Regions from separate parts of the Mus musculus genome. Here regions 2, 3 and 4 are each linked to region 1. Evidence: chromatin loops called from intact Hi-C (ENCODE). Cell type or tissue: heart. All regions are shown on one strand. Each heading gives the region's core, and the rest is flanking DNA. Links, peaks and the distances in the headings are about the cores only. Region 1 holds the start of Tmem11 (transmembrane protein 11). Region 2 holds the start of Flii (flightless I actin binding protein). Region 3 holds the start of Map2k3 (mitogen-activated protein kinase kinase 3). Region 4 overlaps Alkbh5 (alkB homolog 5, RNA demethylase).

Region 1 (5,915 bases), core at 2,273-4,772:
TAAGCATGTGGCCTTTAGGCCTTTGGAATTGTTTTGTGGAAAGGCTGTCAAAAAAAATTTGAACTTTAGGTTAGAAAATTCATTGAAAGGGGGCTGGAGAGATGGCTCAGCAGTTAAGACCACTGACTGCTCTTCCAGAGGTCCTGAGTTCAAATCCCAGCAACCACATGGTGGCTCACAACCATCTGCAGTGGATCCAATGACCTCTTCTGGTGTGTCTGAAGACAACTACAGTGTATTCACATATATATCTGTGTGTGTGTGTGTGTGTGTGTGAGAGAGAGAGAGAGAGAGAGAGAGAGAGAGAGAGAGAGAGAGAGAGAGAGAGAGAGGAGTCCTGGTTTCTCTTTCAGAGGACCCGGTTCAGTTCCCAGCACCTACATGGGAGCTCAAAACTGTCTGTGGCTTCAGTTCCAGAGTATCTGACACTGTCACACAGATAAACATGTAGGCAAAACACCAATGCACATAAAATTTTTAAAAAGTAAAAAACAAAACCACGTATCAAAAGATGGCCTAGTCGGCCATCACTGGAAAGAGAGGCCCATTGGACACACAAACTTTATATGCCCCAGAACAGGGGAACGCCAGGGCCAAAAAGGGGGGGTGGGCGGGTAGGGGAGTGGGGGTGGGTGGGTATGGGGGACTTTTGGTATAGCATTGGAAATGTAAATGAGCTAAATACCTAATAAAAAATGGAAAGAAAAAAAAAAACCACAAAAGAACCCAAACAAAAAGAAAATCCATTGAAAACTGTACACAGAGGTTAAAGGTCATTCTGGTGGGCGCTGGGAAGATAGTAACATTGAGGGAGACACAGAGGAGGAAGCCTGGCTCATGCGATTTCACAGGGGATCAAGGGCTGTGTCAGGACCTATGCCAGGGGCCATTCTTGTGGTATGTTGACCAAGCTTGTGGTTTGTTTCATTCTGCCATGTCCCAAGAATTTGAGTGATGCTCAATTTAGAGATAATGGACTAATTTCTTTGACAGAGGAAAAGTATGTAGGCAAGCTTAAAGTTTCAGAGAAGAGTGCAGACAACAAAGCAGCCATAACTGTTACAGAGACCGAATGGAGTTGCTAAAGAGAAGCCTGGCACTCTGCACGGTGACAATAGAAAAGTGTTTCTTCAGGGTCAGCACATAGAAGCTGATATTGCTGTGATCCAAGAGAGCTAGGCTATGGAGATATATATTATATACACCTCAAGCTGGCAGCATAGCTTGACATACTATCTATGTAGTACTGGTTTTGATGGCAAAGATGCAAGATTGAGAAAGTCATGGAGGGCCACCAAAGCCAGAACTGTGTGGCAGGGTCAGAGTTCCTGAGTGGCCACTGTGTGAGGCTGTGAAGGTGAAACCTAAACTGTAGTAGATACCCTAGGACTTTGGAGATGCCAGAATCATGGGTTATCTAACAAGAATGGCCACAGGTGTGGAGTGGAGCTAGCCCAAAAGTTAAGCTATGTGAGCTAGCAGGGCTTGAAAATGGATATGCCCAAGCTTTTCCGACCATAGCCGATTTTTTTTTTTCCCGAGACAGGGTTTCTCTGTATAGCCCTGGCTGTCCTGGAACTCACTCTGTAGACCAGGCTGGCCTCAAACTCAGAACCGCCTGCCTCTGCCTCCCAAGTGCTGAGATTAAAGGTGTGCTTAGCCCCAGATAGTATAGATAGAGCTTGGGGACTTGGTGTTTGCACTGCTGAATTTTTGTTTTGTTTTGGTCCTTAATATGCACCGATCTTTCCATTTTGAAAGGGAAATGTTTATTCTCTATCAGTATATGATTTCTATTATTATTATAGCTCACTGTTAAGACTTTGGACTTTTATTTTGTGGTTTTTCAAGACAGGGTTTCTCTGTGTAGCCTTGGCTGTCCTGGAACTCATTCTGTAAAACAGGCTAGCCTCAAAGTCAGAGATATGCCTGCCTGCCTCTACCTCCCAAGTACTGGGATTGACTTTGGACTTTGTTGGGATTTTAAAAGTTGAATTGTTTTTTTATATTATGAGATAAGCCTGAGATTTGGAGAAGGAGGAGTGAAAGTTTACGGTTATGGCTTAAAGCAGTGTTTGTCAAATTTATAAGTGATAAGGTTGTTTTGTGTTGCCAACTTTACACAAACCTACCCACTATGGGAGGCAAGAGACCCTGAACTATACACAAGCAGAGAAAGAGAAAGAACTGGGTATGAGCACACATTAATACATCCTGCACTCTCGCTCTTTTTTAAAAGATTTGTTTTATTTATATGAATACACTGTAGCTGTTTCCAGACACACCAGAAGAGGGCATCAGATCCCTTTACAGATGGTTGTGAGCCACCATGTAGTTGCTGGGAATTGAACTTAGGACCTCTGGAAGAGCGGTCAATGCTCTTAACCGCTGAGCTATCTCTCCAGCCCAACCTGTGCTCTTTACTGTGGATGTAGTGACAGCGCTCTCACATTCCTACTGCTCTGACTTCCCTGCCATGATGTCATGACTGTCAGTTATGTTTCTATTGAGGTGATCAGACACCATGAACAGTTAAACTCAGAAAAGAAAGCATTTGATTAGAGGCTTGTTTGCACTTTCAGAGGGTGAATTCATGACCATTATGGTGGGGAGTATGGCTGCAGACAGGCAGGTGTTGGAGTAGTCACCAAGAGCTTATATTTTGAAACAATCACCAGGCAGAAAGAAGAACAGGGCCTGGCATGGGCTTTTGAAACCTCAAACCCATTCCCGGTGACTCACCTTCAACAATAAAAGCCAGACCTCCTCATTCTTCCTAAACAGTACAATTGGGAATCAAACATTTAAATATATGCGCCTATGGGGACCGTTATTAAAACCACCGCAGACTATGACCTGAAGTGTAGGCCAAATAAATCCTCTTCTCCCTTAAGTGGCTTGTGTATTTTTATCACAGCAACAAGAAATAAATCTAAGACAGGGACATAGATCCCCGGTGGGATCCACCATGTCTCTGACTTGGCACCAGAACACTAGATCCTTGAGGACTCCCAGTAAAGGCAGACCCTCCTGGCTAGCTGCTTCCCAGCTTAAATGTGGGCTTGGCAGTCCCTGGTCAGTACACATTGTTTTTTGCTCATACTGCAGTAGGGCTGAGAAAAGGGTTCAGACATCCCCTAGGCAGTGGCTATAGGGTAATGGGAAAGAGAACACGCCCCTGCACCTTTTTTGTTTTGTTTTGTTTTGTTTGTTTGTTTGAGACAGGGTTTCTCTGTAGCCGTGGCTGTCCTGGAACTCACTCTGTAGACCAGGCTGGCCTCGAACTCAGAAATCCACCTGCCTCTGCCTCCCAAGTGCTGGGATTAAAGGCGTGCGCCACCACTGCCCGTCACCCCTGCACTTTTATCAGGTTCCTAAAGAGCTGAGAGCTTTCTCACAGATGTTCCTGGGTAGTAGAGTGTAGTTAAGGAAGGGGGAAATGGGAGAGAAAACATAGATTTTTACCTCCTGGCTGAGTCACAGGGACCACCTACATAAGTTCCTAGGTTCTTGTGTCTCAGGACAAAGAATTGTATCAGAGATGCATAGTTAGCAATAGAGGCAATTTACTTAAAAAAAAAAAATTTACAAAGACACTCAGGTAGGGAATGGGCTAGTGATCTGGAAGAATGCATAACCTGAAGTCCTTAGCCATTACCTGCCTTCTCCAGGCCAAGTTTTTCTCTTGCATGCTGTTTGTTATTGAGTAATCCAGGCAAGGAAGGGATCCCAGGCACTATCAACTGGCATTGATTGATTGATTGATTGTGTCTGGGTGTTTTGTGCACTACACGTGTGCTGTGGTCGTAAGGCCAGAAGAGGGCGTCAGACGTTACTGCAATAGCTGACTGTTGTTAGCTACCACGTGCCAGAAACTGATCCACAGTCCCCTGAAAGAGCCGTTAGTGCTCTTAAGTACTGAACAATCTCCGCAGCCCCCTCATACCTTATTCTTGACGTCTCTCTACACATCCCTATTCTTTTGCCACACTTGCATGTGTTACGAGTTTGGCAATCGGAGGCGGAGTTGCATATTCAATTTGAAAACCAGGAACTTTATAGAAACCAGACAAGCATAAAACCTGACTGGGAGGAAAAGGCGTTTTAGGGCAAGCACATCTACAGACCTTCAAAATCTCTGGATTTGTCAGCCGGGCAAGTTCCGGTCAGGAGAGGGGGGCAGTTGACGCCGCGGAGGCAGAGGTAACCTTCGGACTGAAGGTGCACGAGTTCTGGTCTGCAGATGGGAAAGGAGAAAGGTTAAGCTGCTCAAGTCATTGTAAAGTGTGAGAACTGGGGGACTCAGGCCCCCAGCGGCCGAAGCCACGGTGAAGGGCAACAGGGCCGAGGCCAAGGGTTGGGCCTCTCAGGCTGTGAGGGCGGGATCGTCGCGCGAAGCGCTCTGGGAGTGGTAGGCGCTTTCTTTCCGCTCTCCTTCAGCCACTCGTTCTGGGAGCCCAAGGACGTCCAGGCGGTGGGCGCAGCGACTCGCACTTTGCGACTTGAAGACTCTTTCCTAAGGCGGATCCCACCCCCTCGCCCTCTTGCGCGCGGCAGCTTACAGCAGGCTTCCGGCGTGAGGTATTGTGGGCAGTGTAGTCCTTCTCGCAACCTCCCACCTCGTCCGCGCGGCTCACGGGACTACGTTTCCCTTCGGCTCCCGCGCGCCCTGAGCCGCGTCGGCTCCAGCCCCCGACGAACCGAGAGTCTCCAAGATGGCCGCGTGGGGAAGGAGGCGTCTGGGTCCGGGCGGCGGCGGCTCCCGAGAGAGGTAAGCTGGGCTCGCGACCGCGGGCGAAGGTCGACCGCAGAGCCGGCGAAGCCTCTGTGCCACGCGCGACTCCGGATCGTGTGCCCGCCACGCGCGGGGCCCAGTCCGCGGGGGCTTAGGTGTGGGAGGAGCGGGGCGGCGCGACGGCCAGGAGCGAGGGGAGCGCGACTCGGAGGGGCGGCGACCCGCAGCCGGGTGGGCGGTGAGCCAGGGTGAGTAGCTGCGAGGGCCGCCACGCTGTCCTACCGAGCGTCCTGTGGGCTCCGGGCCGCTGGCTCGCGCACGTGGCCCGCTCGGCCTGGGCGCCCGGTGTGGCGTGGATGGGCTCCGGGGAGAGGAGGAGGGTAGAGGCTCGCGGCGCCGTGTGCTTTATAGGGGCGTTTGCTGAGAGCGGCAGCGTGCCGGGCGCGCCTCCAAGAGCCTGAGCCTGGCCGCCTTGTGAGCGAGCAATCGTCGCCACTTTTTGAGGGTTCTCTTCGAGCACTTCTGCCCTAAGTCCTTTGTAGTGACCTTTCCTACTGAATGCGTTTGGGGGCGCTAGGGGTTTTGTTTCTTCCAGTGATTTCCGGATGACAAGAGTAGTTGACGTGTTTCGGGTTGAACTTGTAGCCTTTTCCTTCTGGGAATTATTTTTAGCTAATAGGTTACTAGAAGCTGTTCAACGATAAGAAGTTTGGGGAGGTGGGTGTATATCGGTGGCGCTACTGGATTAACCTGCCCAGTCGGTCTTGCTAAGTCCTCCGCATTTTACTGTGGATGTCAGAAAAAGGAAAAGAAAAAAAAAAAAAGCAAAGTTTGACTTTTTCCCCTCCGTTTCCAATGAGTACTGTCAACCATAAAAGTTGTGTCTCAACTAATCTGCGTTGTTCCTTTTTGACTGACGCATCCCATGTTTCTTGCTATTGCATACGACAGCTTTTCCATCCCACACTAGTCTTCCTGCTTGGCAGAAGTGGTAGCCAGTTTTACTCCTGAGTTCGGTTATGCTAAATAATCCGTTCTGCGTTTACTGTGACATGGAAAAGCAGTGGCGAGGAGTGTTTGTTTGTTTGTTTGTTTGTTTGTTTTTTCCCTAACTCCCACTTATTTCTTAGATAAGAACAGCCAGAGAGGTTATCTTGTTTTCCGAGTCCTTAAATCCCTA
Region 2 (5,915 bases), core at 1,340-3,839, 150 kb after region 1:
TGGAAAAGGGTTCATATAGGAAGGATCCAGGCCTTTCTCCTGACTCCACCCCAAGACCTTGGGAATCTGGGTTCAACATCACCACCCTGAGTCTACAAAGACAAAAGTTGCCAAGCCACAAACTGAGTGCTAAGGTCTGGGATTCACAGCACAGCCCCCAGACTCTTCCACTCCCAAAGCCTGAGTATTTTCCCCATGCCTCCTGGTCGAGTTCCCTCACTCCTAATCAGAACCTACCCAGAACAGCCATACTGTGTGAAAACCAGTCAGGAGGAACCCAAAGGCCCAGAAATACTTGTAATATGGGTTTCCAGAAAGTTTGCCTGGGTGGGGCCTGTCAGACCTTTGATAGACCCTTAGCAAATTCAGGAATCTAGATAGTGGCCCCCCCAGACCTTGACAAGAAAACTACCTGGGCTAGGGCAACCCCATCAGAGCCAGGCTGAAGGCCCCAGGGTGCAGTGGTGAGTGAAGTAGGCTTAAATAAACACTGAATCAGGACAAGCTGGCCAGGGCCCATGGACTCGGAACAAAGTTGGAGAGGGTAAGAAGGTGAGAGAAAGGCCCGGAGCCAAGGGCTTCTGTTTATTTGTACGACCGCACCAGTAAGGACTGGGAAGTGTGTGACTGGCCCAGTCAGGAACTTGGGAAAAAGTCACAGAAATCCACAGGCCCAGGCCACTAAGCCAGAAAGGTCATTGCCTGCCGGGGCACCAAGGACTTCAGCCCTTCTTTCAGGGCCATGGTTGCCTTGGGACTCAGTTGCCAAGTGACAAGATGCCTAGAGTAGCTGAAGCCTTAGGCACTGTGTGACTCAGCTGAGACACCTGTCCATGCTCCCCAGACTAAAAATAAGACCCTGTCCTCGAGCCTGGTAAGGTCAAAGGGCAGCCAGGGAGCCTACTCCAAGCTCAGAAACAGCTCTGCTCTGTTACTGCCCACCACTGCCCTCAGAGCAGTAAGCCACTCTGCAAATGGAAGGGGCTTGCATTCCATCACCTGTCTAAAGTGGGACTCAGCCCTACACCTAGAGGGGTCTTGTATTCAAACTCCAGTAAGAAAGGAATAAAATAGGTGACTAAATATAACCCACTTAGGCCCTATGTGGTGGTGCAGGCCTTTAATTTCAGCACTGAAGAGGCAGAGGCAGTCAAGGCAAGCCTGGTCTACACACTGAGTTGGAGGATAGCCAGAGTTACATAATAGAGCCTCTATTCAAAACAAAACAAAAATAACAAAATAACCCGACTCTTGACAGCCTGAACTTCACCTGTTCTTACATTCTGGCCAAAGCTGATTGCTTCTGATCATGACTGAGCAGAAACGTGTAACCAAATAGGCTCTTAGACTCTATTCAAGAGCGAAGTCACTGTGGCCCTGGAAATCGTGTGCAATACCCAAGTCGGGAAGAGGCACCGCTGGGATTCGAACTCTGCTCTTCAGTTCCCAAGTCCTCCCTCCCACCGCAGTGACCGCAGGCCACGCCCCCACCTGCCCCGGGATGCGCGCCACGCCCAGTGCTGGGAGACACCGGGCCACCCGGTGCGCTGTAGCCGTACCTGCGTCCGAGCGTCAGCGCATGGACCCAAGGACAGGGCGAGTAGGACCCTGGAGGCCCAGGACTCGCCTAGGAATGGAACGTTCAAACCCCGGGAACCGAACGCCGAGGCCCGAGGCGGCAAGTGACCCGAAAGGCACGCTGGATAAGCAGGCCTTCGCTCCAATCCGAGCGCACAACTCCTGCGCACACGTGCTCAAAACGGAGCAGCTCAGCCAATGATCGCCAGGCACGCCCCGGGACCGTCTGGGGCGGAAACCACAAGCATACTCCGGATTTAAAGGCGCAAGGTTATATTGATAGCGCAAGGGGGGCGGGGGAGGTGGTGAGTGTGACAATCATTCAGGGGCTTGTCTAGTTTACTTACTTTCGGGTGTTTTGTTTCTTGAGAAAGGGCCTCACACTAAAGCCACAACTGACATCGAATTCTCAGCAGTCGTACTTAGTCTCACATCTGACCTTGTGTGTACTTGTAATGAGAGCCTCAGTGTGGAGTCTGAGCTCATGGTCCCTTGGTGGGCCAGGCAGACAAAACTGCAGTTAGCCCAAAGGCCCACATTCTGCCTCTCAAGTTCGCCCCTGTTAGAGTGCCTGGTGGTTCCATTTCCGTTTGGCCTGCCTGACACATAATGGGAAAAGAGCTCTGCCATCTGTCGTGGGAACTCTATCAGTCTCTTCCCTCCTGAAACCCGGGATGCCAGACCCTGGACTTCCATAGAACAGCTGTGTCTGTTTATGGGAAACCTACTGTATGCTGGCCAGGGCAAGATGGCCACTAAGAGCTTGGCCCAGGAGATATACACTGATCTAGAGCACAAAACAAATCAATAAAGAATGGTGACTGGAGTCCTGATGCCAAGGGAGAATTGTGAGTGTTTGTGCAGCCTGCTCTCTAAGCTGCCACATGTGAGTACTCTGGCAACTTTGGGGACCGTGTTACACATGATCAAAGTTGAGTCCTGAAGCTGAAGGATTAGGTCCCAAAGCCCCGGAAGTCTCACCACTACCACCACCACCACCACCACTGATCCCTCACACACAAACTGCCTGTGTCCCTGACGTTGTTACCACCATCACTCCTGGGTCACGGCCAGCCCCAGAGGCTACAGCAGCCCAAGCGACAGTGCCTGGACCCCACCCTCCACGTTCCGACAGGAGACTGGAAGTGTTGATCATCTCCAGCGGGACCCCTACAGGCCTCCCCAGAACTCTGGTCCCAGGGAGGCCTCGCAGCTCTGGGAGTCGCCTAGCAGCACTTCCCGCAGAGGCCGCGGCCGGGAGGCGGCGCGCGCGGGTTAAAGGGGCGGGGCCGGCGCTGACCCAGCCCGCGGCTCTCGGCCGCCCCGCGTCCTCCCTGCCCGTAAGAGAGCTGCGCCACCATGGAGGCCACCGGGGTGCTGCCGTTCGTGCGCGGCGTGGACCTCAGCGGCAACGACTTCAAGGTTAGCTGGGGGAGAAGGGGAAAGGCGACCCCTAGGCCGTCTCCCCGGGCCGCTTCCTCTGCGCTTCCGGGACCGGCGGGCGGGGCGGGCGGGCCTCCGCGAGTCTTCCCGGGCCTGCCCCGCCCGGGGCGGAAGACCTGGGCGGGGGCTCCGGGGGTCTGGGGCCGCGCGGGATTTGAGCCCTCAGGCCGCGAACCGGACCCCATGCCACCGAGGGAATACGCCCTAGCCAGCCACCGCCCCACACTGTGGTCTCGGGACGTCACTTCTCCCTCCGCGAACTCGGGGTTCTCTCCAGTCCTAGGGGCTCAGGAACAGCCCGTTTGGTGGCGTGTAATGGAAAGAGATCTGTTAGTAAGGAGTGTGACAGGTGCGCCAGGTCCTAGGCGGCAAGTCTGTTCAACTGCTAGACTAGGGGGACAAGCAGCCAGCAGCCCTGGTTCTTGACTATAAAGAGCCAGGCTATGGGCGTGGTGGTGCACGCCTCTAATTCCAGCTCTTGGGAGGCGGAGGCAGGTGGATCTTTGACTTCGTGGTCAGCCTGCTCTTAAAAGCAAGTTCCCGGACAGCCATAGCTATATCGAGAAACCCTGTCTTGACTTGAAGAAAAAAAAAATGTGCCGGCTAGACCCAGGCCCAAAGAGAGAAAAGCTGGCCCCGAAGGACAGCTCAGAAGCCTGGACCTTCTCCACCGCCTGGTCGAGTCCTTTAGATATCAGATTGGGGGATGCAGGAGGAGGTGGGCTCCTCCCGTGTTCACCTGCACACGGACACATGTTGGATCCCGTACACTGTGGGCATCACTTCATCCTGTCTACATACCCACCATCCTCACTTGTGGTCTCTATTCTCTCTCCACTGGGAACGTCTGAGTTACCTTAGGGAACGTGACTGGAAGAAGAGGTGTTACAGTAGCAAAAGGCAATTGAGCTTCATGCTGCTCAGATGTCAAAACTGCCAGGAGTAGCCTGGAGGGAGTGGCAAATGCCTTTAATTCCAACACTGGGGAGGCAGAGGCAGGCAGATCTCTGAGTTAGAGGCCAGCCTGGACACAAAATGAGTTCCAGGACAGCAGGGACTACACAGAGAAACCCTGTAATTGGGAGTTACAGGGGGACAAAACCTTAGGCTGGTGTGGTGGCACAGACCTTTAATTCCAGCATTCAGGAGGCAGAGGCAGGTGGATCTCTGTGAGTCTGAGGCCAGCCTGGTCTACAGAGTGAGTTCCAGGACAGCCAAGGCTACACACAGAGAAACCCTGTCTTTAATTTAAAAAAATAATTATTTATTATTTATATGTAAGTACACTGTATCTGTCTTCAGACACACCAGTAGAGGGTGTCAGATGTCATTACAGATGATTGTAAGCCACCATGTGGTTGCTAGAATTTGAACTCAGGACCTTCATAAAAACAGTCAGTGCTCTTAACCACTGAGCTATCTCTCCAGCCCCAAGAAACCCTGTCTTGAAAAACAACAAACAAAAAGGCCAGGGATGCTGAAGTGGGCATTGCATGTGAGGAATGAATGAATGAATGAATGACACTGTTCAAGGAACATTGGGGAGCTGGGCTCTTAGTGCAATCCCAGACAGCCAAACTGCCTTGGAACCCCAGGCAAAGCAATGTGAGTTCCACTAAGCACAGTGGAATGCTGAGGAACCCTTGAAACACACCAGGGACAGACTCCAGCTGGAGAGACACGTTTGGGCCAGGATGTTTGTCCTTTGGGAGCTTTCGTTTAGTGCCATTCTGTGAGTAAGAAAGAGAAATGTTCTCTAGGGACCACAGAAGGTGATGAGAGGAGGCACTCATCTCCTAGACTGTCCTCACCCTCCTGTTTCCTCCCCACCCCCCAGGGTGGCTACTTCCCTGAGAATGTTAAGGCTATGACCAGCCTGCGATGGCTAAAGCTGAATCGCACAGGCCTCTGCTACCTGCCTGAAGAACTTGCGGCTCTGCAGAAGCTGGTAAGGGATGTAGGCGGCGGGGCGCGGGGAGGGTCCTATCCTAGGGGCTAGGCCAGGTTGGCATACTCTGCAAAAAAGGGGAGTGGAATCAAGAGAAAACAGAAATAGCTGTGGGTGAAGCTGATGGTGTGTGTGTGGGGGCACATCCACCTGGGAGGTATGCAAGGCAGGTGATGGTGTGTAAAGGAGAGGGGACTGTTGGGATGGCCTTCCCAGATGGTGCAGTTACAGGGCTGCAGGCAGGGGCTGGATACCTTAGGTCCCCACCTGAACCTTTGACTCTTGTCCTGTCCAGGAGCACCTGTCTGTGAGCCACAACCATCTGACCACGCTTCACGGCGAACTGTCTAGCCTGCCTTCGCTTCGGGTGAGTGTTCGCCTGGGCTGCGGTAGGGTCAGGCGCGGGCCAGTGTCTCCACCCTCCTCCCCTCTGTGCCCGTGTTGCTGCAAGAGAGCTCATATGAATGGGAGAACTTTCTGAGAGAAAAGAGAGGACATTTCAAAACCCACCACCTCTCTGGATGGCTGTGAACACAGCAGTGTAGGCAGAACACAGTACTAGGCCACATTAGTGTGTCTAGTGTGCTTCTAACCTACCACATAGGTAAAGACTCTAGCCACACAAAAGTCACCCCCAGACAGCAGTGTAGCTGGTGTGACTGGGCCTAGAAGGTAGCTTGAAAATCAGGCCCTTGCCAGCCTTACAGGCTTCAGTTAGGATTATCCTTCACAGGGCCAGAACCCCAAGATGTTCAGAGTCCAGGATCTGGACTTGGGCTCCCTGACTCTAAACCAGGGCTTTGCCACTTAACTGGCTTAGTTACTTTTCTGTTGTGACAAAGCACAGGACTAAGGCAACTTAAAGAATATATTTCATTTGGAGATTCACAGTTCCAAGGGCTAGAGTCCACGACCATCTCAGTGAGGGGAACATGACAGCAGGCAG
Region 3 (5,915 bases), core at 1,825-4,324, 52 kb before region 1:
CAGTCCCCACCAAAGGTCAGGTGCTACCACTCCCCGCTGTGTTCAAAGTCCTCTGCAAACAGGCTAGCAAGATAGCCCAGCAGGTAAGAGTACTTACTATCAAGTCTAATAATCTAAGGTCCATGCCTGAAACCCACATGGTGGAAGGTTGATCCACAAGACTGAACTGAAAGAACTGATACCCACAAAGTATACTAGTATACTACATGTGGCATGCATATATATATATATATATATATATATATATATATATATATATATATCATGTGTATATTTTTTTTTTTGGTTTTGGCTTTTCAAGACAGGGTTTCTCCGTGTAGCTCTGGCTGTCCTAGAACTCACTCTGTAGACCAGGCTGACCTCAAACTCAGAAATCCGCCTGACTCTGCTGCCTCCCAAGTGCTGGGATTAAAGGCGTGCACCACCACTGCCTGGTTGTGTGTGTAATTTTTAAGTCTCCTGCAAAGGTGAAAAAGAGTTCCTGTCAGGGTCCACATTGGTATGGCCTCGCCAAGGTCTCCACTTTGCACCAGTTGCAGGGTCACACTGAGGGAAGCATCCACTGTAAAGACTGCGTGCATGATAGGTGGTCCTCTGCTTCAGCAGACCTCACGCTCCAGTGAACATGGGGGTGATAGCCAGGGTCCCAGGGTCCCATGGCTCCCCTAAGCACCTCACATGGGAACGGGATGGAAGGAGATCATCATAGAACCTGCTGTAGCTGTGCTCTGCCAACATAGCTGTGCAGCCTCTGTGAATGGTAAGTGTTCCCCAGCCTCTGTTTATGGGCAAATGGGGTGATGAGTAATAAAGCAATGTATAACACGTGGAAAAAAGAAAAAAAAAAACCTCTTAGAGTTTTGGTGAATGGATATTGTCAGTTTCCCACTACAGCTATCTCCAGACCCCTAAAAGGCTACAGGGATTCTGGCCCAGGAAAAAGCCTCCACCCAAACCATCCAATACCATGTTACCTAACCTACAATCTGCAAACTCACACTCAGAAGAGAGGCCCGGAACGTCCAGTGCCAGGCCTCAAGTCACCAAGCACATGAAAGCCCATGGTCTCTCCCTATCACTCACAATCTCTCCGGCTGTGATCTGCAACTGCAACTTTTATTTTGGTGAGGCATCTCTTGCCTGGAAGAGCTGAAATGCCTCCAAAACAAACACTGCTTCCAAACCCTTCCTGAGTGGAGCAGCATCTAATTTCCTGGTTCTCAAGTTCCACGAGGTCTGCACTGCAAGGTCCTCCCCAGCCACCTCCCCCAATAAGTGCCTCCCTAGTTACTCACAGAAGTTGGGCAATGGTCAGGGATCTGGCCTCCCACTTATGTAAGATGCAATTACCCCGTCCACTAGGCTCCTGCAGGGCCATGGAAGCCAGCTGTAGGGGACCCAAAAGGCCCCCGCCTGCTCAGGACAACCTGACCAGGACCAGGACTCCTGAGGTTGAGGTTTCCTAGGTCAGAAGGAGAGAAGGCCACCACTGCACAAGTACCCTCTTAGGTGCCCGCCATCCCTGTCCTCTGTGCTCTGCAGCTGCAATCCAAAACTGGGCCCAGCGTTGCAGCAGGAAAGCTGGAGATAGTCAAGGAAGTGCAACAACTATTTGCCCCTGGGTACCTACTATGTGCTGGGCGCTATGCTGGGTTCTCGATCATCTCAGACGTGCTTGCTTCAAACCACTCTACATTCAATCTCACATCACGCCCCTAATATCCATTTCATTAATAAGTCCTAGACATGCCCAGAGACTAGCCAGGTGAAGCAGTTCAGAATTCAGAGGGTCAACCCATTCATATCTCCAGGTCCAGCTTGGAAATCTTTTCTGCAGATCAACCCTACTGAGTCTCTGACATGTCAAAAAAAAACATCCTTCTCTCTTCCTGGAGAAAAAAAAAAAGCATTCTGACCTCCAAATCTTGTCCCCCTCACTTCCCATGACAAATGCTGCTGCTGCAGCCCACGCAGCACCACTGCCACCTCACAGAAATTTCCAGGAAAGACAGTTAATTGGAGAAGGACAAGCTTTGCACAGCCAGCCCCTGGCCTGCTGCTAGCCCAAGGACCAAACAGCACGTCTAAGAGCAGACTAAGAAACACTAGGTGCAAGAATCGGTCAGCTCGGGAAACTCAGTGAGAAGACTGCAACTGAGTAGCAGGTAGCATGGGCAGAGCTGCGAAGTGGAGACGCCAGGAAGTTCTACAGGGACAGCCTTAGGGAGGAGTGCAGGCAGCCAGTGAGCAGGCCAGCAAGACATGGGGCAAAGGAGGATTCACAAGGATGGAAGGAGTTGGAAGAGTGGAGGAGCTCTGAGTAGACAGGTTTCCGGCATTGGGAACACAGCCCTGGGGCCCAGAGTAAATTCCAGCCTGGACAAAATCCAAGAGCCTGGCCTGAGAGGGCTAGAGCAGCCCAAAGACCCTCTAGCAGGGATCACTGAAATCCCTGAGTCCAGGATGAAGCCCGGAAGCCTAAATGAGGAGCTCACGGTGAGGCTACAGACTTGGGAGTGGAGCGAGAACTAGGTCCTGCCTGGGTGAAGTCCCACGGCCTAAGATCCGGATTCCAATAAGGTCCCGTGAGGTCCCGGGCTTGGGCTGGACCCAGTCCTGGGTTGGAGTGCAGACGTCTGTGCCCAGCCCGGAAGGGAGCCCAGGATCACGGGCGGACTCAAATTGAATGTGGCACGGGCCGCGCAACAGGGCGGGAGAGCCTACCTTTGGTCTGAGGCAAGCTGGCCGGCGGGCTCGCGGCGGGCGACTCCATGCTGCGGACCGTCGCGGCGGAGAGCACTAATCTAGAGGACAGCAGACTACACCGGGGCCGGGCGCGCTCATGGCTGCTGGTGGCTGGCAGCGGCGGCAGGCGATGGGCGACAGGCGACACAGACGCGACGGTTCCAAGCGTCCGAGGCGGGCGGCGCCAAAGCCACACTGGGCAGCGCCGGACGCCTGCCGACGGCGCCACGCAGGCCCCGCCCATCGTACTGATTGGCCCGCCTGAAAAGGCCCCAGCCTATCAGACGCCGCCCGGACTGTCACGCACAAACCCCACCCTCCAAGAGCCGGAATCCAACCCAGCTTTCCCCTTAGTACAGCTCGGCTCCGCCCTCTTGCCGTCTAGATGACTGCCCTACCCACTCGGGGGATTGTGCTGGCGTGGTCCTGGGTGCCCCAGCCTGTGCCCCCCTATGGCACAGCGTGTGCGGGTCGCAATCTGGAAAATCCCAAGATCTCTAGGGGGGCAGGGCAGGGCCGATGTGCTCCGTGGGGTTAAAAGTGTTCCCTGAGTGAGACTAGACTCCTAAATGGCTGAGCCATACCGAGGATGAGCGTCCATGTGCTCCCCTGAAGAGAGCGGCGACCACCGGCTTGCCTCCTAGGGCAGCAGGAAAAGAGCGATCCCACGGCGGGCGCGTGCCAGGTGAGTGTTCACCGACTGTGGGAAAGAGTTTACTGCGCCTTGCTGAACGAGCACGCGTTTAAGTCCAGCCTCTACAAGCACCTGGCACGCCAGCACCTAGGGAGCGGGGAATTCAGTGGCTAACCTTTGCCTAGTGACAAAGTAACTGGTTGTAACATTATAGCAGCTCCACTCTCCGGGCTGGGGAGTAGTCTCCGATTAAACAAAGTGTCATTCCAAACACTGAAATACCTTTTGCCAGCCTTGACTGGGGTTCCATCTCGGCCGTCGGTCGCTGAGCCTCTGTCCTCACACTAACCAGGAATCTCTGGGGTCGATTGGAAAGTCAGGTCTAGTGAGGGCAAGAAGCACAAGGTCAAGGAGTCAGTCGGAGCTGGAGTAAGTCTTAGCTCTCTGGCCAACACTCAGGCCCCGAATGCCTGGCTTGCATATTTGATTTCTACCGCAGCCCTCCTCCCGTGCCACGTGCCCCTCCCCATTAGGAATCCTGAATGTCTCATCCTCTGCTGAATCCCAAGGCTTAGCCCAGAGCCATGCACATAGTAGGTGCCTAAGAAATATTTAAGGAATGAACAGAGGAAGTAGGAAAAGCATGCCACAGACATGGGTAAAGTGACTAGTCCCGTGCCAGGCTCTTGGGCACCAGGGTGACTCAGACAAGGCCCTCAAACAGGAGGAGTTTAATGGGTTAGTCAGAGAACTTGACAAACAGCCCAGGGATCACAGACTCCATGTGGGGTGCTATAAATAGATACAAGAGTCCTAAGAGGCCCTGCCTCACCTGGGTGGGGTCAAAGAAGGTGACCTTCCTGGACTAGTCATCAGAAAGAGAGGTAAGAGACCATCCTTGGAAGAAACAGAAAGGCCAGGGCAGGGAGTGGAGACCTGCTCAGGAAGCCAGGCTAGGCTGCACCAGCAAGCCAGTCAGCTGCTGGAATGAGGGGCATGATGGAAGACTTTTTCTCTCTGGCCACCTCTGCCAACAGCATCTGTTACCCTCCTGTCCCTAAGTGTCACAGTTAGCTGGGGGAAGTTCATGACCACTCAGAAACTGGCCAGAGCACTAGACTCAGATCCCAGCAGGCCATCTCTTACTCTGACTCCCGGGAGAGCAGACCCCTCTAAGGAAAGCTGAGGTTGGGGATGGGAAGGGTTCAGCCTGTGTTAGCATGTGACTGTGAGTTGAAGAAAGGGGGTGGTCCAAACCTAGTGTGTGGGGAGCAACTCACTGGTTGAGCACACACTGTGGATGTAGCATTGTGGGATCAACGACGAACAAAACAGACACAACGCTGCTCTCAGAAAGGAATGGACTTCTGGCCTAAGTGAAATGATAGGGTGTCTCAGGTTGACAAATGCTGTGGAAAAAAGGGGACGAGAGAAGGTGTGTCTGGAGGTGGGAGTGTGATTTTAGTGAGGGCAGTCAGGAAAAGCCTCCCTTAAAGGTGCCACAGAAGCAGAGATTTAAAGAAGCAAGAGAAAGGATAGAATCTCCAAGAGAAGAAGCGAAAGCCCCCAAACCAATTGTGTCACCACTGGTATGGTCAGAAATGAGAGGCTCCCTCAGATGCAGCCCCTTCCAGATGCTGTTAGAGCCTCCTCCGCATGCACTGATCATACACCCCAAGCACACATGAATTCCCACAAGATGCACAGGGTTTGTATGCATTTAGCATGGCTGCCCAGGGGCAGGCCTATTGACAGGCACAGTGGTCATGCACAGCTCTGGTTGTATGTGCAGTGTCCTGCCATCTGCAGAACCTCCCAAGGCTTGCTGACCTGGGGTGTGTGCCTTCTTGTGACCAGCCCTAGTGTGGCTGTTCTCTGTGGGTGCCCCACTCAGGATAAAACGATACCCTCTGTGCTCTGCCTGCTGCCCAGCTTTCTCACTTCTGTGCTAGTTGCTGCAAAGAGAGTTTTCTGAAAGCCGGGCTAGGCCCAGCTCAGATCTTTCCTGGTTCCCTAGGTAGGAATTTCCAACCCTCTGGCCCTGTTGACATATCCAGACACTTCAAAACCAAGCTTTCCTTCTTGATCCGATCTTTTCAAAGGCTGTCCCCTCAGCCAGGAATGTCCTTCCTCTGCCATATGAAGAAACACAAGGGATACTTACCTCTTAGGTATATTTCTTTTAACCTTCTGTATTTAAATGGCCACCATTTTGAAATATCACATGATAATTCATACGTGTGACATGACACTACCTGTACAACAGCATATGCCATTTTCACAGCCCTACCTACTGTGTGGTGGTCCTTCATGCAGACTCCTTCTGAGGCAAGCTGTAGAGAGCAGCACCACACTTGGCTCCTGGCTTCCACAGTGCACAGTAGGCACTCACTGAACACTCAGAACATACACCTCCCAAGGAGGTGTGCATTTTCATGGGCACAGAACAGAACAGAAAGCAAAGGATTGCCAGGCAGTTGTGGCACACACCTTTAATGCCAACACTTGGGAGGCAGAGGCAGGCAAAGCTCCGAGA
Region 4 (5,915 bases), core at 1,412-3,911, 320 kb after region 1:
TCTTCTTGAATTTCATGCGTTTAGCAAATTGTATCTTATATCTTGGGTATCCTAAGTTTCTGGGCTAATATCCACTTATCAATGAGTACATATTGTGCGAGTTCCTTTGTGATTGGGTTACCTCATTCAGGATGATGCCCTCCAGGTCCATCCATTTGCCTAGGAATTTCATGAATTCATTTTTTAAATAGCTGAGTAGTATTCCATTGTGTAAATGTACCACATTTTCTGTATCCATTCCTCTGTTGAGGGGCATCTGGGTTCTTTCCAGCTTCTGGCTATTATAAATAAGGCTGCTATGAGCATAGTGGAGCATGTGTCCTTCTTACCTGTTGGGACATCTTCTATATGCCTAGGAGAGGATCCTCCGGTAGTACTATGTCCAATTTTCTGAGGAACCACCAGACTGATTTCCAGAGTGGTTGTACAAGCTTGCAATCCCACCAACAATGGAGGAGTGTTCCTCTTTTTCCATATCCTGGCCAGCATCTGCTGTCACCTGAATTTTTGATCTTAGCCATTCTGACTGGAGTGAAGTGGAATCTCAGGGTTGTTTTGATTTGCATTTCCCTGATGATTAAGGATGTTGAACATTTTTTCAGGTGCTTCTCAGCCATTCAATATTCCTCAGGTGAGAATTCTTTGTTCAGCTCTGAGCCCCATTTTTTAATGGGGTTATTTGATTTTCTGGAGTCCACCTTCTTGAGTTCTTTATATATATTGGATATTAGTCCCCTATCTGATTTGGGATAGGTAAAGATCCTTTCCCAATCTGTTGGTGGCCTTTGTGTCTTATTGACAGTGTCTTTTGCGTTGCAGAAGCTTTGCAATTTTATGAGGTCCCATTTATTGATTCTCGATCTTACAGCACAAGCCATTGCTGTTCTATTCAGGAATTTTTCCCCTGAACCCATATCTTCGAGGCTTTTCCCTACTTTCTCCTCTATAAGTTTCAGTGTCTCTGGTTTTATGTGGAGTTCCTTAATCCACTTAGATTTGACCTTAGTACAAGAGCTCTTCTTTTAAAACATTTCATTTTTTCTACCACTAGGAGGCCAATTGGCAGAGGTCAACATGCAGATCTTTGTGAAGACCCTGACAGGCAAGACCATCACTTTTGAGGTTGAGCCCAGTGACACCATCAAGAATGTCAAGGTCAAGATCCAAGACAAGGAAGGCATCCCAGTTGACCAGCAGAGGCTGGTATTTGCCGGCAAACAGCTGCAGGATGGACGCACCCTTTCCAACTACTACATCCAGAACCATTCCACCTTGTACCTGGTGCTGCGTCTGCGAGGTGGCATCCTTGAGCCCTGCCAGTGTCAGCTTGCCCAGAAGGACAAGTAACAAGATGATCTGCTGCAAGTGCTACACATGCCTGCACCCTCGTGCAGTCGACTGCTGCAAGAAGTGGGGCCATACCAACAACCTGCACCCCCAAAATAAGGTCAAATGAAGATGAGGTCATAGCTGGAGTGACCCTGAGATCAAATAAAGTCCCCTTCCATCAACTGGAAACAAAGTATTTTATTTATTCTTCCTAGTGTATGCACATGAGTGCACCTGTATATGCATACATGTATGATGTGGGAGTGAGGCACATACAGACAACTTGGTGGACTCAGTTTTCTTTCTCCTACCTTTTCCTTGGGGTTCTGGGGACCAAACTCAGATCATCAGACTTGGCAGCAAGTGTCCTTACCTGTTCAGCTCTCTCTGTTTCCCTGGCTCTAGGATAGCTACCTGTGGCTGTGAGCAAGACTTGGGTATATCTACTGGGAGGGTGGCTTTGAGGCTGTAAGAACGGGTGCTATATAATCCATTCCTGTCTGTGATTCCAGGTTCTAACACACTGCCTCTGCCATCTCCTTCCATTTCCTCACTGTAGAATGGGCGCAATATTCCTCTATTAGTTAATACTGTGAGTTGTCTGTGCAGGCAACCCTTCCTTTTATGCCACACTCATTTTGTATATGTGAATTGTTCATTGTGTGTTTCTGTGTCTCTGTGTGTGTGTGTTGTTGTTGCTGTTTTGAGATAGGGTTTCTCTGTGTAGCTCTGGCTGTCCTTGAACTTGTTTAGTAGACCAGGCTGGCCTTGAACTTAGAGATCTGCCTGCCTCTGCCTCCTGAGTGCTGTCAGCTAAAGCCTATGGTTATTTTACAGAGGAAGACACTGAAGCCAGAGAGGATGCTGCTTGTTCCCGACAGTTGTAGAATTAGGATTTGACTCTAAGTGTGGTGTTAAAAATTGTAAGAATTGAATGGGGGCTGGAAAGATGGCTCAGTGGAAAGAGTGCTGACTGCTCTTCCAGAGGTCCTGAGTTCAATTCCCAGCTACCATGTGGTGTCTTACACCATCTGTAATGAGAATGATGCTCTCTTCTAGAGTGTCTGAAGACAGCAACAGTGTACTCACATACATAAAATAAATCTTAAAAAAAGAATTAAATATGATAATAAAGAAGGGAAATGTGATAGGCGTCCAGCTTCGAGAGGAAACATAGGAGCTATATAGCATACCCTAGGAAGTCAGTACTAAGAAGCACCCCTAGTAACTCAGGAGAGCCCAGGCCCTGTAAGAGAACCTTGAGCAATTCTACCACTTGAGATGTGATAGGTGCACCCTTCTCTCTAAGGTGGGGTGAGGTCAACATTGCAGGCAATCTGTTCACAGCTCATGGATCCCTGATGGCATCTGCTTGTCTTCAGGTTGTATGCCTTTAAGCAAGTATAGCCACAAATACCCTGGCAATGTAGAACAGAAGCAGCGGGCAGCCTCAGGCAGATCATGTGATCTCTGGGTACTTAGTTCCATCCATATGCAGGACTGGCTGATCTGCTTGCCACCAGGAAATAATGCCATCGGGGCTCTGCTGCCACACTGAGGACACAGGGAGAACTGCAGCAATGCATGTCTGGTAAAGAGTTGGTGGATCTCAAACTGGGCTCCTGCACCCACAATAGATTTGGGGCCCTCAGTTCCCTGGCTATACAAGTCCTCATCCTCGTTGCTTGACAGTGCAGTGACTCCTACTAATTTTGACTCTTCACAAGAGCTCACCAGACCAGGTTCCTCCTGCCAAAAGCCCACAAATAACACCCAGGAGTATCCCACACTAGCTGCAAAATTCAACTAGCAAATCTTGTTTAAGAGGGTGTAATTCAGTGGTAGTGTGCCTGCCCAACACACCAAGTCCTTTGTTCAATTCCTAGCACCAAAATAATATGGCGTGTGTGTATATATATCAGATGCATTCTCACAAACTTCCTGTGTCAGTTAACATTGGAATTCAGAGTACAGGACTTAGTTTTACTGGGGTTTTTTTGTTTGTTTGTTTGTTTTTCCTAGCATTCTCCCTGTTCTGAGTTTGGTCCCCAGCACTGAAGGAGGGGAGAAATAACTATACAGAATTGAAATTATATTAAAAACAAAGGTACTGATATTCCAAAGTAAGGCTTTTTGTTGTTCACCGCATTTACTGTTCTTTTCACCCAGAACCCGTGCTCTTCTGCATGTTTTCCCAGTGCGGGCATTACCAGTGTATTTATTGTTACCTAGGGTCTGCGTTGTCTGTGTGGATGGTGCTGGGATTGAACACACGTTAGGTAAGCTATCTATCCAATCCTATGCGATTCCCAGCAGACAAACAATAACTGAAAAGCCAGATTCCAAACAGAAACAAGAGTTTTAATGATCTCCAGCAACCACATGGGACAGCTTAGTCTGTTAATCCTAGCTCCCTGGGGTGCTATTCTCTCTTCTGGGTCCTCAGGCACCTGCCTGCATGTGCATGAGCCCACACCAGACAGACCACAGTCAAGTTAAAAAAAAAAAAAAAAAAAAAAAAAACTCAAACAGGTGAAATTAATTTAAATAATGTATTTTATTTAACTCAGTATGTCCAAAATAGTATTTCAACATGTAATCAATATAAAGTTATCAATTATATATTTTACATTCTTTTTAATACTAACTTCAAATTCTGGTGTATAAAGCATATCTCAATTGAAACTAGCCATATTTCAAGTGCTCAAAAGCCGGAGTCCAGTGGTTCCAGATTGGACAGCATAGGTTTAAACTTAAGAAAGCAATGAGCTGCTGGGGCATAGGTAACATTTACAAGGCCTAGAATGCACAAGGCCCTCACCTAATCCCCAGCACTACAGAAAAAAATACAAGCAAGCAATGGAGTAATTATCATCATCCAGATTAAATTTTAAAATAGTGCTGAGGCTAAGAAATTTCAATCGAAATTAATACAATTTCTTTGAGGAATCAATAGGCCACAGATTTAGTAACAATTTCTGAAGAAAGAGCAGCATCGTAAGCTGCATGTCGGCCCCCAAGGTTCTCAGGTTCTAGTTTCTGGAAGGCATATACTTTATTTTTATAAGGAGTAGGTGGGAGTTAGGGTGTGGATCAGTGGTAGAGTCCTTGCTTAACACTGGAGAGGCGCTGGGTTCCATCCCTAGCACTGTCAAAAAAAAAAAAAAAAAAAAAAAAAAAAAAAAAAAAAAAAAGGAAGTGGAGCTATGCAGCTGTGGAGTATATGGGAGTCCCTATATCCAAAGACAAATGCCCAACTAAGACAGACAGAAAAGGCTGGATGCAGTGGCAAGATTGCTATTTCAAGGATGGCCTGAGCTAGAGTGAGACCCTTTCTATCCTTTCTATACACACACACACACACACACACACACACACACACACACACACACACACACACACACACGGTGGGGTGCAGAGAGGCACTGAAATGTAGCATACAAAAAGAGGCCATGTGACTATGAATCTAGAGTACTTGCAACTAGAGTGGTTAGAGCCATACCAAGCCGCAAGAGGCAGGAATAGGCTTCCTACCAAAGTCTTAAGGAGAGCACAAAACAGTCTATATCTTTGTTGTTGAGACAGGGTCTCACAATGTAGCCTAGGCTGTCCTCAAGCTCCCTATGTAGACTAAACTGGCCTCAAACCTGCGACACTCCTGCTGGCATTACAGACAAGCACCATGCCTGGCTGCTTTGCTTTTTGAGACAAGGCCCAGGCAGGCCTTAAACTTTTGATCCTTCTGCCTCAGCCTGTGCTGGAATTAGAGGCACGCACCACCATACCTAGCAAATTTCTTTTGCTTTAAGCTCTCAAGTTTGTGGTAATGTTTTGGCAGCCATAGAAAACTAAGAGAAACTGGTAAAATGCATCTCCCTCACATGGTGTGTGAATTATAACCACAGGTAGATAATGAATTCCACACTTAAACAGAAAGCCAATTAAAATGTTCTGTGGGCAACAACTAACTACAGAGATTTACAAGCACACTGTACATGTTATTTACACTTACAGTTAATGGGCTCTACTGCCTTCCTATACATTATAGAACACCTTTACATGCATGTAAGCATGTCATATACAGGTCTGTTTCCCATCCTGAGCCTGGCCTACAGAACACTCTTCACACAACAAGGTTAAAGGAATGGAATGAGATCTTAGGTGGGTAGGGCTGGTACATCCAGTTGCTGTTAGAAAACTACTTTATAAACATGAAGACTGAGTCAGGGGCCAAACAAAGCTCTAGGCCCAGTGCCATGGCTAGAACAAGAAAGATTCAGAGTCAGGTGTGGGACTCTGAGAGACTTGCTTAAGGCTATTACTTCATAAGGACTGGGGGCACTATCCCAGGACAGACTGAAGCCTAGATCACTGGTATCAAAATCTCTTCCATCCCTTGTCCCTAGGAAGAGCCACCCAAGCATGGATTGGGATCTGCCCTTCTGCAACATCACAGCTGGGATGACATTTGGTGCTTCCTCTCAGTTCTAGTGTCATCCCAGTCCACTGCACAGTTCATACAGAGGCCCTGACCCTTCTAGACCTACCACTGCTTTTCAAACTGTTGGCCAGTCATTCTATGGGCA

What was found. Peaks named below come from ENCODE experiments on the same cell type or tissue, not always from the same donor. Only the 100,000 strongest peaks of a DNase experiment are listed, where the experiment ranks them.
Region 2: a loop joins it to region 1, with 2.8 times the contacts of the local background. A loop is called at or near these places in 3 of 42 quality-filtered maps.
Region 3: a loop joins it to region 1, with 3 times the contacts of the local background. A loop is called at or near these places in 3 of 42 quality-filtered maps.
Region 4: it touches region 1 in a loop (4-fold over the local background); 2 of 42 quality-filtered maps call a loop at or near these places.

Annotation. Positions count from the first base shown.
Region 1 is chr11:60,877,569-60,883,483 of GRCm38, reverse strand. It overlaps Tmem11 (transmembrane protein 11), which reads left to right and starts at 4,446. Exons shown (of 2, transcript NM_173453.3): 1 at 4,446-4,771. The coding sequence starts at 4,716. In heart, for the core only: CTCF peaks have their summits at 3,804 (motif pointing right) and 4,517; DNase peaks (open chromatin) are centred at 3,773 and 4,583; H3K4me3 peaks cover 1,455 bases; H3K27ac peaks cover 1,477 bases.
Region 2 is chr11:60,724,212-60,730,126 of GRCm38, reverse strand. It overlaps Flii (flightless I actin binding protein), which reads left to right and starts at 2,864. Exons shown (of 30, transcript NM_022009.2): 1 at 2,864-3,000; 2 at 4,859-4,969; 3 at 5,265-5,336. The coding sequence starts at 2,938. Mief2 (mitochondrial elongation factor 2) reads right to left here and starts at 1,729. Exons shown (of 4, transcript NM_001009927.2): 1 at 1,560-1,729. It overlaps Mir5100 (microRNA 5100), which reads right to left and starts at 1,464; the gene lies at 1,401-1,464. In heart, for the core only: a CTCF peak has its summit at 2,839; DNase peaks (open chromatin) are centred at 1,716 and 2,866; H3K4me3 peaks cover 2,500 bases; H3K27ac peaks cover 2,248 bases.
Region 3 is chr11:60,929,081-60,934,995 of GRCm38, reverse strand. It overlaps Map2k3 (mitogen-activated protein kinase kinase 3), which reads right to left and starts at 2,942. Exons shown (of 12, transcript NM_008928.5): 1 at 2,725-2,942. The coding sequence starts at 2,773. Map2k3os (mitogen-activated protein kinase kinase 3, opposite strand) reads left to right here and starts at 3,129. Exons shown (of 2, transcript NR_027800.1): 1 at 3,129-3,430. In heart, for the core only: a CTCF peak has its summit at 2,970; DNase peaks (open chromatin) are centred at 3,025, 3,875 and 3,965; H3K4me3 peaks cover 2,500 bases; H3K27ac peaks cover 2,413 bases.
Region 4 is chr11:60,556,465-60,562,379 of GRCm38, reverse strand. Alkbh5 (alkB homolog 5, RNA demethylase) reads right to left here. Exons shown (of 4, transcript NM_172943.4): 4 at 3,868-5,915. It also overlaps the pseudogene Gm12628. Among named protein-coding and RNA genes, the nearest start is that of Alkbh5, 22 kb to the right of the region's middle. In heart, for the core only: no CTCF peak of the experiment used is centred there; a DNase peak (open chromatin) is centred at 2,789.